Linked DNA regions of Mus musculus: region 1 is linked to region 2. A link is a loop called in an ENCODE intact Hi-C map of the cell type or tissue named here. Cell type or tissue: heart. All regions are shown on one strand.

What was found. A loop is a pair of places that touch in the nucleus more often than their neighbours do. Peaks named below come from ENCODE experiments on the same cell type or tissue, not always from the same donor. Only the 100,000 strongest peaks of a DNase experiment are listed, where the experiment ranks them.
Region 1: a loop joins it to region 2, with 2.3 times the contacts of the local background. A loop is called at or near these places in 5 of 42 quality-filtered maps.

What each region holds. Positions count from the first base shown.
Region 1 is chr8:77,040,007-77,045,006 of GRCm38, forward strand. The region is part of intron 2 of Nr3c2 (nuclear receptor subfamily 3, group C, member 2); the gene reads left to right. Among named protein-coding and RNA genes, the nearest start is that of Gm24838, 100 kb to the right of the region's middle. In heart, a CTCF peak has its summit at 2,465; no DNase peak of the experiment used is centred here.
Region 2 is chr8:77,130,089-77,135,088 of GRCm38, forward strand. The region is part of intron 3 of Nr3c2 (nuclear receptor subfamily 3, group C, member 2); the gene reads left to right. Among named protein-coding and RNA genes, the nearest start is that of Gm24838, 14 kb to the right of the region's middle. In heart, no CTCF peak of the experiment used is centred here; a DNase peak (open chromatin) is centred at 2,973; H3K4me3 peaks cover 302 bases; H3K27ac peaks cover 844 bases.

The DNA of each region.
Region 1 (5,000 bases), 90 kb before region 2:
AAAGTTAATATGCTGGGATGCAAACTAAGGAAGAGTGCTGTTACTTAAGCTCTCATATTTAACCCATTAATGGATTAAAAGAAGTTACTTAGTTAAAAATAACTATTATTTCTTACCTATGGGCTATCCTTTCTACTTTTTCTCTTTTTTCTTGTTTGTCCCATAAGTTATAGTTCTATAATCCATTTTTAATGCTGTATATATATTTATGTGATAACATTTTACATTAACTCCAGAGGACTCATTTGAAAATCATTTATTATAACTCACTGGCACATTAATATTATCCTTATGAATCTGTTTCCTTAATTAATATATTTAATGTTCTCCTTCCTCATCCACAACTGAGAGGTTGAAAATAATTCGTATTGCATTTGCACAGAAACTTCAATGCTTTGTATCCATCATATCTCAGAATCATGTTATAAAGATGAAGTTACGATTTACTAAGCCAGAAAAAAAAAACATCTAGTTTATATTTTCAGTCTTTTGATCTTTAGACAAAGTTGGAAGAAAGGACTTAGCAGACATACTCAGATACAGGAACAATAGTTGGCCTTACATGCTTAAGAAAACCACTCACCTGGCAAAGATGAAATCCATATGGAGCTGCTCAATGGAGAGAGGATTTGCTTAGCGCAGACAAGCCTGGGGCTCTCTCCCCAGCTCTTTATAAGCCAGCCATGGAAGCACGTGCCTATAATGCCAGCACCCAGCAGGCAGAGACAGGATCATCCTCGGTATGTAGAAAGCTTGGGGTCAGCTCCATAAAGGAATATATAACAAGACATCTGAATCCAAGGGTGCTTAAAAGAGCTAAGGCATGCATAGTATTGTGTAAGCAGAAAGTATGTTGAACCTCAAATAGGATGTTACTTCTTGTTTCTTTGCTGGATAACGATTTGATCTATTCTAATAGCTTTGTTGAAAATGTGGGTAAGGTTGCATAGAACACCATTCGGTGTGAAAGGGGAAAATCCATTCATGGAAACAAATCCATGAACTATAAAGTTTTCTGCAGACAAACACGAAACAGCTCAGTATCAGGCATTGCTGGCCAGACAGTGATCATGCACTGTTTCATTTTTAAAGTAGAATCAACTTTTGTCTTTCTCAAGTCTAGCTGCAGAGTCCTTCCTATGGTGCCCTTGCTCCCAGGAGCCTCTTCCTAAGAACTGGGAGAGCAGCTGAGTGCTGTATGCAGTAGAAACAGCTGGAGCCGGACACACTGCCACGATGAGAGCTCGTGCTCCTTGGAGATGCTCACCTGTGTGACCAAGAGGAAGGCTTTTCCATTTCTAAGTTCCAAAACTTCTCACAAAACCTTCACCCTTCTTTAGTTCTGCTCAGTCAGGGAAGTGTCCTCTCCAGGAACAGCCCATACTAGCCTCATCTCATGATCTTCCTGTGCCCACATCCTGGATCATTGGAACAAAACCTTGCGCCATCTTGCCCAGAAAAACAGGAACTTCATGTGAACTGCAGAAAACTGTTTTAAAGGTTTACCCAAAACTGCAATTTTTAAATTTTGGATGTTCAAAACACAGTTGAGGACTGTGTTCAGTCCTCAAATATGGTACTGTGTATCCCATGTGGACGGGACCAGAAAATGGAGCATACCTGAGCATCATAACCTGATGGGAAATTCCCGTCCTCTGCCTCTAAAAGGCTTCTTGTACTGGTGTGCCTTCATTTTGTCCCTGGCTTTAAAGACTGCTCTCTCTACACAGAAGGCAATGGAGGAGAGACATTTCAATTTCTTCTTAGATCTAAGAGATAGATGGTCTCAAGCAAAAGAGCTCATTTGGTAAAATTCTTCCCATGCAAGCCTGAAGACCCAAGTTCAAGCCCCCAACCTGTGTGCAGCGGCATACAATTGTGACCTCAGCGTTGGAGAGCTAGAGACAGGCAGATTCTGGAACCTGTCGGTAGCTAGCAAGAATAATGAGCTCCCAATTCAGGTCCCCAAAAATTGAGCTGACTGGCACCCAGGGTGTCCCTCTGGACCCCACATGTTCGCATAGGTCCGTAGGAACTCCCACACACATTCATACACACACACACACACTCACTCACATCCATACACACTAACACATAGATAAGTAAATAAAAAATAGAAAAAACATGAAGCTAAAATGTGCATAACTAAAATGGACCATGGCTAACCTCTTCCTTACCCTTTTCAGTGGAGCTTTCTGGCATCCTGGAAAAGCTAAAGTACTTTGCTGATATTTCCATTAGTTTGCAGATTAGGACAATTTTTATTATCAATTCATCAACCACTCAAGAAGTACAGGGTAAAAAATAAATAATAAAAATAAAAAAAGAAGTACAGGGTATGGAAAATATTAGAGAAAGCAAGCTATATATTGTGTGCTCATTAGCAGTGAAGCAGACAGAGGAAAGCTTTGTGTTATGGAAGACAGTGGATGCACAAGTGTTTGTGCCCCTCTGCTGGCTGCTAAGTAGACTGTGCACTTAGGACTCTGGGCATCCAGGCACTGACATTGAAGGACCACAGACAGACTCAAAATGAGGTGCTCCCTGCAGAGAGCACTCTGATGGCACATCAATCATTCGATCATATTGTCAAACTACAGAGTAATTTCCCTTTAATAATTTTAAAGTTAGCTGTGCCTTTTAAATAAAATGGAACTAAATAGCAGTTAATTTGTTCTTAATGTATGTCTTTCCTTTATTTGGTTAAAGCCAACACCCTCCAATCAACTCAATAAAGTCCCTTATCCCATCCCTGTAAGGTTTGTTTAGCTTTGTGAGTTACATATGTAGTTGGAGCACCCTAGAACTTCAGGTGAATAAAACCATACAGTGTTATGTTCTTACACTTAACATTGTGTTTTAAATATTTGATTTTGTTATACCTAAGTTTTTATGACATAATACCCATTGTCTAAACCTGAGGCTATTTATCATTCCTTGTTGATAAGCTGCTTCCTTGAGTGAATTTCTACTACAAGTCCTTCTATCCACACCGTATCATTGATACCTTTGGGACTGAATGTCGTTGGATTCTGGTGCGCATGTATGTGGAATGTTAGAAGAAACAGCTGCTGTCTCACCAACTATGACTTCCTCTTCCATCATCTCCTCGCCAACCCCCAATGTTGCCCACCGTTTTCATCTTAGCCATGTGTAGTGTGTGGCTTTAAAATGTGTAGATATAATTTCAAGAGTTCTGTGGTCTGCTTGGATGCTATGGATTAGTCTACATTACTTCTATATTTTATGACATTTTAAATTACAAAATGTAGACACTTTGCAAACTTGTATGGATTCTCTCTCTTGCTTGTTTTACGTGAAGAAATGAAGTGATTAAAGACCATAGAGGCTACAGACAAGAGGCAGTGGAAGGCTGTGGTGAAGAATGAATCTTATTCAAGGTTTATGTGGAAATACATGCTTTAGTGGGCTTTTGATCATAAGCTAAGGCAAACATTCCTTGATTCATTAATTTTCAAAATATTTTATTATGATTGTCTCATAGCACTGTCTAGTAGCACTCTCCGTCAATCCACATGTTCATTCTGTGTCTTTTAACATGAAAGCTGCTAGCAACATGTATGTTTCAGATACCTGAATATGGCTACGCAACTCGGTGACTGAGGTCTAGATCTTACTATTTGTGTATGGCTAGTGGATAGCTTGTGGGGTTGCTTGTCTAAATACACAGAGGGGGTATTGCCTACTGTTTGGCTACATTGTAAAACAATTTCAAAAGTCCCAGCCCTTTAATCCCACAGTGGGAGGCAGAAGCAGGTGGGTCTCTGAGTTCCAGTTTAGCCTGGTCTATAGAGTGAGATCCAGGAAAGCCAAGGCTACACAGGGAAGGCGTGTCTCCAGGAAAACAGAATTAAAAAGTCTTTATTACTATATGCTGGGATTACTATGCTCAGAAGTGGCCATTGCATTTCACTTTCAATGAAATATCTCATATGTGGTATTTTAAACACAAATTTGCAGTATTGTAAAGTTACATCTTATAAGCATGTCTAACCTACAGTTCATAGCTTACAAGAAAGCCATGTTAGCTATAAATATGGAAAAACACAAAATCACACACTCATTTAAAATGTTGAGATGTTGTGATTTGTTTTTCTAACCTGATTTTGTGGCTCTGGAGCGTGAACTCCATAGAACATTGTGTCACAGTGTTGAAATACTGGACACGCCTTGAAGGCTTAGAGTATTTTAGTAGGGGACACCTACCTCAGCATCATTCACCTACCCAGTGGTTTCTATGGTAAAATGAGTTTAGCAGCTAGTGTACCCTTCTGTCTGGTATAGGAGGGAGCTTTCTCAGGTGTCTCCCTGTGACGACTGTCTGTGTGCAGCCCTGCTTGGTCAGAATCATGAAGATGGCAAATCCGTAAAAGCAACCATTTTCCTTCCAAATGGAGTCATTTCACTTCTGTGATTCTGTGATCATGAAAGATAGAGTGTCTCTGACTGAGGAGAGAAAAGAAGTAAAAATGCCGATTCGATGGCATTCTTTTCTATGGCTAAATATAATGGGACAGGAGAAGATATTTTTTTCTGGCTTTTCCGATCTAGAATATTGATCTTGGGGAACAGTGGCAAAGGTTGCTTTGGGGGTCAATTCCCAGAAATCTGGGGCCATCTTAACTCATACCAGAGCATAGTAAGGGAATTGGCATTGGGAACTAATTCCTTTCTTCCTTTAAAACAATCTTTAAGATTATAGATGCTATTGAATAAAAGCTCATTTCTGTCATTGGTGTAAGGAGGAGGAAAGACCCCAAGTGACCTTCTCAAGGTCATCCTGTGTCTGATTACTGTCATGATTGCTGCATTAGTCACCTTTTTTTAAATTATTCAAAAATACCTGCAGTGAAGCAGTTTATGGGAGGAGTGGTTTGTTTAGCTTACAGTTTCTGGACTTTTGATCTGCAATCGCTTGATTCCATTGCTCTGAGCCTACTGTGGAGCACAGTGCAGAAGCTGTTTACCCAGAGCAGAGT
Region 2 (5,000 bases):
AGGCAGTCTTAGCCCCAGCAGCCAAAGCATCTGCTTCATGAGACAGTGGGACCAAGACTGACGTCAACCCTATGCAGTGATAAACTTGGAAAAAGGAGGAACATTTTCATAGAGGACCAGAAGGAAATGGTACAAGACAGCTTCATCTCTTGAATGATAAGTGGATATCAAGACAAGTAAGATACAGGAAGATGGATTTAGAGCAGTGGTTCTCAGCCTGTGGGTCATGACCCCTTTGGGGTCACCTAAGACCACAGGAAAACACAGATATTTAAATTATGATTCATAATAGTGGCAAAATTACAATTATGAAGTAGCAGCAAAAATAACTTTATGGTTCAGGGTCACCACAACATGAGGAACTGTCTTAAAGAGTCACATGGTTAGGAAGGTTAAAAGCCACTGCTGTAGACTCAAGGTAACACAGATCAGTTAATTGTGAATTACTTTTGATGAATTGAACTAGACTCTTTAATACTGCCCCAGACAATGTGGTAATCAATTGTCAAAATGAACTTGTAACCCAAGAAGTAGATCTCGGTAGTTTCTGTGTGGCAATTGCTCCCCTCCAGACCCCATAGCACAGTGTGTCCTCATGGCCTTACATGTATCTCTTAATTTCTGTGATTCTCAGCTTCCCCATCCCAAACTTCATGATGACTTGGTTTAAAATAAATTGTGTCTCTTGTTAGCAAACTCCTGCTTCCCTTTATACCCAGAAAACATCCTTCAAGGTACAAATCTAATGTTCTTTTCTTTCTGTGGCCCTTCCTGACGTCTGTGGCAAAGATAGCTCCTTCCTGCCTATGTCCCCATACCATTTAGTGCAGTGCTGTTCTTGCCCAGGGTATAATCTGTTTAGCAGCCACCATCCTGCCCTGCCTCCCGATGCCCCACAGGCAAGGTTTCCCCTCCTCCACACCTCTCCACCAAGAACTGGTCATAGGAACTGTCATGTGATAGGCAGCCAGCAATGGTTTGTTGGATTAGTAGAAGAACAAGAAGACATACTAAATTCGTAATGCCTCATTTCACAACCTAAGCATACTTATTGTGGTTTTACAAGCATATGTCCTTTTAAAAGGGGTCTTAGTAGGATACAATGAAATTGATAATAGTTATTGCTATGATGTAGATCCAGGAGGTTAGGGCAAAAATAGGGAGACATTTTCCATCATGTAGCCTCTTAAATTTCAGACTTTATATACTCCAAACTAGTCAATTTAGTGTGTACATGCAAAGGACTTCATGGCAATTGGTTTCACAGGGTTTTTGGTTTGGTTTGGTTTACTTTTGTCGGGGTTTTTTTTTTTTTTTTTTTTTTTTTGGTTTGGTTGTTTGTTTTGTTTTGCTGAAATATTTAGAGTGCTGGTGGATATCTATAAGATAGTTGTCTTTCTGTTACCAATATCAACCCCTCATCTGTGATTGGCTCATTGGTGATTCCCAAGGAGGTAAATGAAGATTGCAAAACAAACAAGGAAAAGCTTTCAAAGGTTGTCTGAAGGCTAAGGTGGCTGAATAAGGGCCCTTTTCTCACTATGCCCTCCTTTCTGCTTTCAAGACCATCGTGAGTTAGCTGACTGGTCAAAAAGCCAACTGTGGAGAAGCTAGCACAAAGGGGTGTGCTCCTGTGTCCTTCAAAGTCCGGGATACTGAAGTTCTTACAGATCAGGCAGAACCTGGTATGCTCGGCAGTGTGTAAGTTTAGCGGCCTTTGTATTGTACCACTAGAGCTGCAGTATACCTGAGTTCTCAGCATCACCCTGCTTAATGATGCTTTTGTGTAGGCATCCTAAACACACCTTTCACGACAGATTCTGTTTTAGTGCCATTTTGTCCTTCAGGCCTAAGTATCTTGAGGATTTTTTTTTGGTTAAGATTTATTATTTTATATCAGACATTCCAGAAGAGGGCATCAGATCCCATTACAGATGGTTGTGAGCCACCATGTGATTGCTGGGGTTTGAACTCAGGACCTCTGGAAGATCAGTCAGTGCTGAGCCATCTCTCCAGCCCCTTGAGAATATTTCTAATATAAATGGATCCAAAGAAGAATCTATACTCTATGTAACATAGCTCCGAGCAGGAATTCCATATAACCCGGCTGCATGGTTGCGTCTGACTTGGCAAAATAGAGACAATTGCTCTGATCTCATAGGCTCCCTTACAGCAATAAGGACTAAATTATATAATTTGTAAATCAGCTACCACATAATGAGAATTTAACAAATGTTAGTTTTCTGCCCAGTGCCCTGAATAACTTAATAGTTTGTCTCTACAACAGATGTTGTTGTATAGTGAAGCCCAAAAGGGTGAAAGTCCTAGTATGGGATGTGAATAGGATGTAATACATTCTTGGGAAAATTATACTATACATATATCATTATCATCATCATCTCCTTGTTGCGAATTCACTTCATCTACTCTTTGTCATGACAAGTGTTTCTTTAGTTTAAAATCTTCCAGCATTTTGATTTCTCCATATATTTACTTTTATTATCTTTTCTGAAAAGATGTTTAAAATATAAGTCAGCATAGTTAGCAAACACACACACATATATATACAAGTGCATGTATTTTTAGTGAAAAACTAACACCTTTCACTCTAAGAAGAGTGTTTATGCTTACTCTTCTTCATAACAAACTCCTGAACCAGAAATCCAATCTGACTTCCAACTTAAAGTTAGGCTCCTGAACCCTAACTTTAAGATCCTCTGTCAAGGTGGCAGAGACAACCTATGCTGGAGTCTTTCTCCAGGCATTTTAAAGCGCGTTAATCCGAGCTCACTCTCAAAACTCAGCGGCAGCAGGGGATCATTGTCCATTGGCTTATCGTGGGCAGGCCAGACTGGTTTTAACTGAGCAGAGGAAGTTAATTATCCTGTGTTTTAGTTGGCTCTAGGAATGACTAACCAGTTCTTGCCGCACCCCATCTCACCGCAGTCTGAGCCGGCATGGGGGATGGGAAATCGCACACCAGAGTCTGCAATGCGGGGATTTGCTGGGACCGGGACTGCCTTAATCTCTTTCCCAGGTTGTTTGAACCAGTTCAATAGCAGTTAAACAAGGTTATGTAAGTGACACGTGATGTAGCCCAAAATAGTGACTGCAAACATGGGCTACTGTTGCTGGGCAGTTGTCAGCTGAGGAAAAAAAAAATCCCTCAAGCAAGACAACAAATGAACTTTTAAAAATGAATATGAGATTTAAGCAGAAAGTTAATTTTAAAAAGGACTTAGTGAAATGGCCTTTCTGATGTTGAAAGTGAATTCTTGTATTGAAAACAAGAAATGTTACTCATGAGGTCAGGTCATTCCAGAGTACCCAAGGGTGGTTAAGTGGAGAGGCATTCCTAATGCGTCTGGGCCACGCCTCCACTTTAGATTCCCAAGTTTTATTGAAGAGTAGCATCAGCCCAACCCTCAGACTTACTGACATTGGATAGATAGCAAATTATTAAGCAAGATCATCTAGTTGAATAATGTCTTAAATATTAAACCACCTTGTAACTCGCTACCTTTTTAGTGAATCTCCTTTGTAGCCTTAAAGTATAAAAAGTATAAAATTCTACTTGTTTCCCAAAACACAGTAAACATTAAAACTAACATAAAGGAAAGCAAGGTGGCTGGAGAAAGTTGACAAGCTTGTTGTTTCTTAAAAGGACAACCCAAATGACAACAGGAGGGGTTAAAACATGCCTCAGCTTTGAAGAGGTTTGTTATCCTAATGTATGCATTGTCACCATCGTGGGCCAAGCCTGTAGGTCCCCTGCCTTTAATGAACTTCACATATGAGGAACTGGGAAGCCAACACCAAAATAAAGGGAGTGTGAGCAGAGGACTAGACTATGCATCGCAGCAGAGGACTCCACAGTGCAGGACCCTCTTCTCCCGGGGACTCTGGTTTTGGTTGGTCTCTTAATCTCTAAGAGACCTCGTAAATCGTAAATCATACTGTGTTTCCCCACCCAGACTCTGGGCAGATTGAAAAACAAAGGAGTGGCTTGTGGAAGATAAAATATCAGCCTTTTTCAAGGGGGGTGGGGGGAGTTGAAGGATATGGCTTTGTGGTGAGTGTAAAAGGAATCTGCAACCCGAGCCTGGAAACAGGACACAGGCATGGGCTCCACTCGGTCAGGGCAGGCCTCCCCAGAACCCAGGAGGCTGTGGGCTTACTTACTCTCTGACAGAATTTTCTCCTCAGAGGGAAGAATATGGACTGAGGCAAGCAAGCCAAATATCTTTCTCAAATCTCTTTATCAAAGCAGAATGAGCAAAAGTCCTAGAGGCCTGAGGTACGACACCATGTGGCTTCCTCCTGCCAGAGGAACCGTGAAAGGTGTGTCACAACTGTCCCCATCTCTGGGGCTCAGAATGAGGTTCCAGCACTTTGGGGTTGCAGGACCACTCACTCTTTAATATGCTTTCCCTTCCAGCAGTAAGCTCTAAGTAGAAAGTAGAATTTCCCAAATGCATGCAATGCCCCTGCTTGGCTAAGTGTCTGTTCACAGGTTCTAGTCCAGGTCTCCCCTGCTCCACGAATCCTTCCTCGAAGATTCCAAGAGGTGTTAGAACCTGTTGATATTGATATTGGAGCTGCTAGACCCTGGGGCTTTTTGTCTGATTTCCCCTGAGCACATTAGTGTTCTCTCTTACTAAAGTGTACCATCCTCCTTAGATGCCATCCTTACTGAGGAACAGCGAGGCAGGCAGCACATGGACAACATAGACCTGGGCTCCAGGTTCTCCCAGCATCTCCCAGTCGCTACCTGGCATACCCTGCCCCCAACCCTGAACTTTCCCGCCCAGAGGCTGGGCTCCCAGGTTTTGGCACTTGGGATAAATTATTTCTCTGCTGGTAAAATGAACCAACTCAAGCTAAATTAGATTAAATGAAGGTTTATTGGAAAGTTGCTCTTGGGTAATTCCCAAGGACTGGGGCCATGGAAGTAGCCATGGGAAGAGAGAGGGAAGGGAACCAAGATGTCTGGATTATAT